Regions from separate parts of the Homo sapiens genome. Here region 2 is linked to region 1. A link is a contact called in ENCODE Hi-C or POLR2A ChIA-PET data. All regions are on one chromosome and are shown on one strand. Each heading gives the region's core, a stretch centred on a gene start or an enhancer-like site at or near the end of the contact. The rest is flanking DNA. Distances are from core to core; before and after follow the strand shown. Region 1 overlaps TMEM255A (transmembrane protein 255A). Region 2 holds the start of CUL4B (cullin 4B).

What was found. Hi-C counts contacts between places; a loop is a spot of excess contacts on that map. ChIA-PET counts read pairs that join two places held with the same protein, here RNA polymerase II (POLR2A). Pooled maps may share reads with other maps.
Region 2: a pooled map shows a loop between it and region 1 (5-fold over the local background). The contact joins the promoter of CUL4B here to the enhancer-like site in region 1. A Hi-C loop is called at or near these places in 2 of 50 pooled maps. POLR2A ChIA-PET finds 5 or more read pairs at or near these places in 3 of 52 experiments (HEK293, HepG2 and WTC11).

What each region holds. Positions count from the first base shown.
Region 1 is chrX:120,285,872-120,289,660 of GRCh38, reverse strand. TMEM255A (transmembrane protein 255A) reads left to right here. Exons shown (of 9, transcript NM_001104544.3): 5 at 2,439-2,507. Among named protein-coding and RNA genes, the nearest start is that of TMEM255A, 24 kb to the left of the region's middle. Within about 2 kb of position 2,505, at least 2 of the 41 ENCODE cell types and tissues checked have a DNase peak (open chromatin) inside an H3K27ac peak, as active enhancers do.
Region 2 is chrX:120,559,712-120,563,783 of GRCh38, reverse strand. CUL4B (cullin 4B) reads left to right here and starts at 2,822. Exons shown (of 20, transcript NM_001079872.2): 1 at 2,822-3,701. The coding sequence starts at 3,146. RefSeq lists silencers at 2,173-2,222, 2,523-2,602 and enhancers at 1,983-2,867, 2,576-2,870, 2,868-3,753.

The sequences.
Region 1 (3,789 bases), core at 1,256-3,755:
GTATAACTGCTGGATCATATAGTAAGTATGTTTATTTGTTTGAGGAACTGCCAGAGTATTTTCCAAAGTGGCTGCACTATTTTACATTCCCACCAGAGTGTTTGATGGGTTTGATTTTGCTACATACTCATCAACTCTCATTATTATCTGACTTTTTGATTCCAGCCATCCTAGTGGGTATGAAGCAGTATCTCATTATGGTTTTGATTTGCATTTTCCTGACATTCCAATGTTTTTGATCATTGGCTCCAGTCAAAGGCAATGGGCAAAAATTCAAATTATATTTACTGGAAGTTTCCTCTAATGACCACTACTTGCCTCTGAGTCCAGGCCCTCTGTACCTCCTGCTGCTGGTGACCTGCAGTACAGCATTTGACTCAAGTATTTGGGGGTACGACTGGATGAATATTTAAGAAAATCTTTCTGCTTATACTATACCTGCCCTAAGACATTGGCTAGTCCTCATTGACACCCAGAGAGCTTTGAGGAAGGAGGCTTTATTAATCTATGATGGTATCTGTTGGCCAACTTAAATGAAAGGCACATTTGGACCCTAGCACAGCTTGGATGGGTGAGAGCCAGCTGTCCTATTGTTGAGGCCCTTTAACATCATCTTTCCCTGTTCCTTTGACTTGGGTGAATCTGAACTTCCTCTCAAGACCTACCACCTTCTCACTCACCCTTCTCTATGTGTCTTGTGCCATTTCTCTTTTGTCTCATATTTCTTTCCTTTCCCCTCTCCCTAGTATAGCCATTAACTAGCTTGGAAAATCACTTTACCTTCTTGTACCATAGTTTTCTTTTCTTCTAAATGGATATAGTAGTAACCTACCTTTCAGGGTTAGCATGAACGTGAAATTAAATAATGGGAATGGATATGCCCTAAGAGGGCCTGGCATAGAGCAGACACTCAACATAAAACAATTTCCTTTTCTACCCCTTCATGCCATAGTTGGTAGCCCTTCAGATTACAGAGGTTGCCAAGCCCTGGCTGAGTGACCTTTTCTTGCCTCCCAATTGCCTTGTTCTTGTTACTCTTCTGGGCCTCAATGAAGAGTATCAGCCAGAGGCAGCAAATGGGCAACTATCACACGTCTGTCTTCATGTAGGGCACTTGGTGCCTGAATGCTTTTTGCAAAACCAGGAGGTGAGAAGGGCTGTGACCAGCACATTAAGCCTCCTCTTCAGCAGGATAATTATGATAATTATTCTGCCACTACCCAAACACCAAACATGGACAATAAGCCCTTCCAGGTGTGAGCATGAACACCCTCATTCCTTTCCAGCTAGACTCCAAGCTAAGCTAACAGGGCAAGGTACTTTCAGAACATTGAGCAGGCAGGAGTTTCATGTAGAAGTAGCTAGCTGATGGAAAGTCCTAGAACCTTAATGGGGAGGCCGGCTAAAAGGCAGGAGGCATTTGAGTGCCAAGTACAAAAGACGCTAAATCACATGTGTGGGGAAAAGCAGCCACTGAGATGATCGTAAATGGTGAAAGAAGTGGGGGCAGAAGGGAAGGAGACAATACATAAATTCCCTCTGCCTGGGTACTTCTGCCAAACCCCAAGGTCAATTTGCATAAGTTGTTTGTCCTGTCCTAAGGTGCCTTTGGAAGAAGCCCCCTACCACTCAGGGGAGGTTTAGCATCAGTCCGGAAAGTGAACAGCAGCTCCTGCCTGCAAGCTTCCAGGCAGCCCTGGCTTGTGTCTATTGGTTCTACCCCAACCCCCATGCATGAGAGCTCTCTCTCATCAGGAAGCTGGCCAAGCCAGCAGAGTAAATCGACTGTCCTTGAGCCCCATGTTAGTTTTCTGAGACTTGAACAGTGTTTTTGGAGTTCACTGATTTTATCTAATCTATGCAGTTGGGTGAAAATGGCTCACAGTTCAATTGAGTTAAAATCTACAGCAGCCTCAGGAGCTGCCCCTCCTCCTGAGGCTTGCTTCCTGAGCTCTTCCTTCTGAAAATGATGCGGAAATGACAGCAAGAGGTACAAGTCAGCCAACCATAGTCCTGTCCCCAGGTGATAATGAAACCTCATTGTTGGACTTGAGCTCTCTCTGCTTGAAAGTGTCATTTCATAATAACCTGGAGTTTTGCATCTTGTTCCCTGAGGACTGTTTACAAGAAGACAAAGGCCAGAAGTAAAAGAAAACCAGAGAGGAAATTTCAAGAAGCCCATTTCTCAATCAGTTTCATAATTTCTCATTAACCAAGTAGTCTAATAGAAAGTAATTTTTAAAGTATTTTTGTCTAATCTTCACTCAGTCTCCCTAGACAGGTGACTTTCAGAAATTAACCCAATCTACTGCCTGCCTGCTTCTGTGTGTGTGTGTGTGTGTGTGTGTGTGTATTCAAACCTTTTATTACCAAGTACAACACTTGCTGTTTTATTTTCCAAAGTCAAAACCCCTTTGTTTTGGTGTTTCCCTTTTCAGGATCTGAAACCACTCTACGCTAACCGGTGCCATTATGTTCCCAAGACATCACAGAAGGAAGCTGAGGAGGTGAGCCAGAATGAGGCTGCATGTCTTTACCTCCTGGGAAAGTCCCCTGTTCTGCCTGAAACACCCTTTCTTTTACTCCTTTTCATGGGCCTAAGTTTTATTTCTAGGTATGTATAGCTGATTTGTTCAGTGGGTCAGAGCACATTGCTAATGAGGCCATGGTCATAGGTTGGAGCCTCATGAGGCCTAATCAGTTTTACTTTGTTCTGTGGCCACAGGCTGACCCTCTGACCCCAGCCGGGAGCCTCCCCATATGTGGCTTTGATCCTCAGGGGGACAAATGAGAGTACAGAGGCCACAGGACATGACCCTCCCCCATCTCTGTGGATGATGGTTCAGTTGCCTGAACTCAGTGCTCAGTTGGAATAAAAGTGGAAGCCCCACCAGGGCACTAGGCCTGAACTACGGAGGCAGAGCCTGAGTTCCACACATAGGATGGGTCTGGAAGCCAAATGAGGGTAACTGAGAAGCCAGATCCACCTTTATGCTCTGGGGAGGCTGGGACTGTCAGCCTGGCCCCTCTCATAACACCTCCAAGAGGCCAGCCTAATAATGCTTGAGCATGCACAGATGAGTCTCTCTTCTGCCCCAAACAGCTCTCCTTATGTTCCATGTTGCCTCAAGCAGAGCTAGATGCAATGCGTAGTGAGGCAAAGTATGACTCCAGGTCATTTTTGGAGAGCTTTCATTTCAGTATACAATAATCCCTTCCCAACCCAGGGATTTCTCCATATGAAACTGTACCTAGGCTTCCAGGAATCTTGACAATTTTGTACTCTATTAACCTCACATTGAAAGTCAATCATTCCCAAATAGTTAGAAAAATGGTAAACTTTCAGTTGGGAAGAGAAAAGGAAGGCAATTGGATGTAAAATGGCCACTGCATTGCACAGCTTCAGGGGAAGCCATTTTACATAAAATACAATGTGAATGGGTGCCCTTGGAGTAAGGCAAAGCAGTCCTGCTCCAAAGGCACCATGGCAAATACTTTGATTATGTCTCTGCCATCCACTTGACTCCTTTTTCTTTTAACAACCATAAATTTACTATTTCTCTCACTGTTCTCAGGTTAGATAGGAGGAATAGAAATGCATATATGATAACAGCTTATCTGAAAGGCAGTAAGCATTTGGATGAAGGACCCAATATAGAAAAAAATGCCCATTTGCTATGAATATTCTCTATAACAAAGCAAGACAAATTTAGCAGCACTTCATTGCATCTGGATGGGGGAGAGAGCTGGACAATTTCTTGCTAACAAGAGATGGTAAATGAAATTCTT
Region 2 (4,072 bases), core at 1,573-4,072, 270 kb before region 1:
TATACCCTCCTAAAGATTTTAACTACATGAATTAGAACAACCTTGTTCATTAAATCCTGAAAATGAGTCAGTTAATCCTCCCTTATAAAGACACAGCATTATTTTATTCACATGCAATGAAATACTCAATTCAATAAGCATTTACCCTGCATTTACAGTGGTTCAGCATTTTGTGAACTGTGAGACACGATAAAGGAAAGTTCAATGTATTAAGGTGTCTTTCCTGGCCTTAAGAGTTTACTGTTTCTATTTGGGCAGCAAGAACTATATGGTAGGCCCAGCACTTTGGGAGGCTGAGGCAGGCGGATCACTTGAGGCCAGGAGTTCGAGACCAGCCTGGCCAACATAGCAAAACCCTGACTCTACTAAAAATACAAAAAAAATTAGCAGGCGTAGTGATACATGCCTGTAGTCCCAGGTACTCAAGAAGGCTGACGCACAAGAATCGCTTGAACCCGGGAGGCAGAGGTTGCAGTGAGCCAAGATTACACCACTGCAGTCCAGCCTGGGCGACACAGCAAGATTCTGTCTTCAAAACAAAACAAAATGAAAAAAACTATGTGGTATATTCAAAACAGATAGGAGTGCTTCCATCTGTCTCCTTTCAGGCCCCCATCTCCCTTCTCAGCGGTTCTAAGTTCCATTAGAGCCTTGCTTTCAGCAGGCTGTCATCAAATAGCAATGATATTGTCTAATAATGCCAAAGGTTGATTTGCATTTTAATCAGGGACTTTTCAAGACACAAAAACAAGTGGGCCTGTTTAAACAAAGTTAGAAAGTTGATTTATTTGCAGGGTTCTGATTCACCTATCACAAGGTATACCATACAAGCTGCTTTTACTCCACTCACAATCCTGTCACCCCTGGTTTGTAAAAGCTCTGCTTGCTGGATTGTCTCCCTGCTATCTATGATCGCCTACAGAGTAGACTCCAAATTCTTGGCTTGGTGTGCCAGGCACTTTTGAGCCTCATCTTCCTTACTCCCAGCCAGACATCCTACTTCCCAGCCTCACTGCACTTTCCATGTTTCCATAAACAGGCCTGGCCCTTTCACTCCTTGCTTTGCCCTTGTTTCCGTTCCCCAGAATGCCTTTCATCCTGTTCCCTCTTCTCTTTTTGGCAACTCCCACTTTGAGACACAGCATAAACATAATCTCTGTAGAACTCTTCCTATTCCAGATTTCTCCCAAATTTCTTGTTTTGCCTCTTCTGACAGCACTTTGTATATATGTCATATTATTGTTATGGAAATTAGTTTTGAAACTATCTTCCCCTACTGGCTTCTCAAGGGCAGAGACCTTGCATAGTCTTACCATACATGCTAACTGAATGCTTTTGCAGTTAGAATGATCAACAGGTTGGCAAATTTAGTTTTTGATATTGTGTTACCTCCCTCTGAGAATGCCCCAAGGTTAAGTAAAAACTCCCAACAGGGAATTTACAAGGTTTATTGTTGCTAATTTAACCAAACTTAAAGATTTTTTAAATCAATAATCAATTGTAAAGCATGGGGTCATGAAACACATTAGTAGAAAACACTGACTTTTGCCGATATGGTTCTAAAATGTCTCCTTTGGGACAGCGTGTAAACTGAGATTTGGCAAAAGAAGGAAGTGGGTCTTAGCTTTGTTGGGTCTATAAATTACTGAGTTAAGGACTGATAGAGTGGGGGTTAGGACGATCCTGGGCATAGTGCTGGGTGGGTGAGGGGTTAGTTACCTTTCCATTTCTTCGCCTTAGAATACACACTTAATTTGGCCAGCCAGCTTAGAAAATGCTCCTGGTAGTAAGATAAAAGGATTTACAGCTACATGAAAGAGAAAGGCATCAAAATTCAGGCCTTATTCAGCCTTGGGTCTGTGGTGCCTTGAGATAAAAGAGAAACAATTTATACCGGCACCGAATTAAAAAGTCCTTTTCTTCCTATCTTAGCTCGTTTTCTTCTCCTTTCCTATCTTAACATAGGGACATTCCTCTCCAGCAGCGGGCATAATGGCATGATTATGTTTTCCTCTATTTAGGGTTACTCCCCTAGCCTTGCAACCACTCCTTATTCTTTCATCTCTTTCAAAGTTTCTATTCTCCCGGACCCTTACGTTTTATTCCGTCCCTCCCTCTCTCCTCCTCTTCCTCCTCCTCCGTTTTCCCAGCTAGCTCACTCCGCCCCTCGCCGTCACTACCTTCCCTCCCCCGAGGCTCCTTCCCGCTCCTCCCGCCACCCCCCCCACCCCCTCGCCTTCAGAAAGCTCCAATCAGGAGCTCCGAAGGTGTCTCGAAGGCCCGCCCCCTCCTCCTATCCACTTTTCTTCCCCCCAATTTCTCCCTCCCCCCTTCCCCCCCCCACTCAAGTCCTGCGGACCTGGGGGCTTCGGGATCTGGGCGCTATGAAAAGTGTCTGCCCAGTCACTTCCGGTAAGGGCGCTGCGGCGCGAAGCTTCCCGCGGGACCGTTAAGGAGGGAGTGGGAGTTCCCGGTGGGCCAGGGAAGGAAGGCGCTGCCAGGAAAGGGGATCGCGAAGGGGAGCGGGAGCAGGAGCGAACTAGCGCGAGCGTCTGGGGCACTTTAGCCGCCCCTTTCCAGCCGCCCCCTCACGCGCGAGCTCCCCCGCCCCCCGGGCGGCTGCAGCGCTTCCCTCACCCCCACTCCCTGAGGTTGACACCGCCCCTCCCTCGGCGCCGCGTGACCGGAAATGGCGCCATCTTTAGCCTCTTGTGCTATTGACAATAACAAGCCCTGGTTCTTTCCCCCTCCCCCTTTCCCCCAACCACAGCCTCTCCCCTCCCAGGGAGAGGGAGAAAAGGAGGAGGAGCTGCAGCCTCACAGACTCGCTGAGTCGCTCCTGCAGAAAGGGGGGGAGAGAGATCGAAAAGCAGGGGAGGGGGACGGCACGGCCGTTTACCTGTCTGCCTCCTCATTCGCTCTCCCCCCTCGTTCTGCTCACTCCTGGTGTCAGCCTATCCGCCTTCCCAAACCCTCCCATTCCCCCGGTGTAGCCCCCCCCTTCACTTTCCTTCTCGTCCTCTGTGTTTCTCCTCTCTTCTTTCTTCCCTTCCCCCTCTAGCATTGCTACCTTCTCTCCTACACGCACGCAGGCATATAAACGTAGGTTTTTGATGCTCCTCTGCCTGTTGACCCCGCTATTTTCATGTTTCCAACAGGTTTTTCTTCCCCCAGTCCCTCAGCTGCTGCTGCTGCTCAGGAGGTCAGATCTGCCACTGATGGTAATACCAGCACCACTCCGCCCACCTCTGCCAAGAAGAGAAAGTTAAACAGCAGCAGCAGTAGCAGCAGTAACAGTAGTAACGAGAGAGAAGACTTTGATTCCACCTCTTCCTCCTCTTCCACTCCTCCTTTACAACCCAGGGATTCGGCATCCCCTTCAACCTCGTCCTTCTGCCTGGGGGTTTCAGTGGCTGCTTCCAGCCACGTACCGATACAGAAGAAGCTGCGTTTTGAAGACACCCTGGAGTTTGTAGGGTTTGATGCGAAGATGGCTGAGGAATCCTCCTCCTCCTCCTCCTCATCTTCACCAACTGCTGCAACATCTCAGCAGCAGCAACTTAAAAATAAGAGTATATTAATCTCTTCTGTGGCTTCGGTGCATCATGCAAACGGCCTAGCCAAATCTTCTACCACCGTCTCTAGCTTTGCTAACAGCAAACCTGGCTCTGCTAAGAAGTTAGTGATCAAGAACTTTAAAGGTAACCAAGGCCAAAATCCATAATCACCTAATAAGGATTTGACACTCGAGGGGTCACGTGCTCTATTTATGTTAATATATTAAACAGTTTGGAGGTGGCCTAATGTTTTATGCATAATCAATGAGGTGGAGGGGAGGTCCTTTTTTGGTGGAGGGTTCATTTTCCGGGGGTGGTTAGGATCCTTGTGCTGAAGCATACACCGGGTGTTTCTGTGCAGTATTTTGAGGTCTTTTTCAACCTATTGTATTTAATCTGTTATTCCTTATAACACTGACAATCGGTATGATTGATCCGGATTTTGCAGGTGAGAAATTTGTATTCTAAAGAGGTTTATTTATTTCAGGTGCATAGCGAGCCTTGGCATTGCTGGG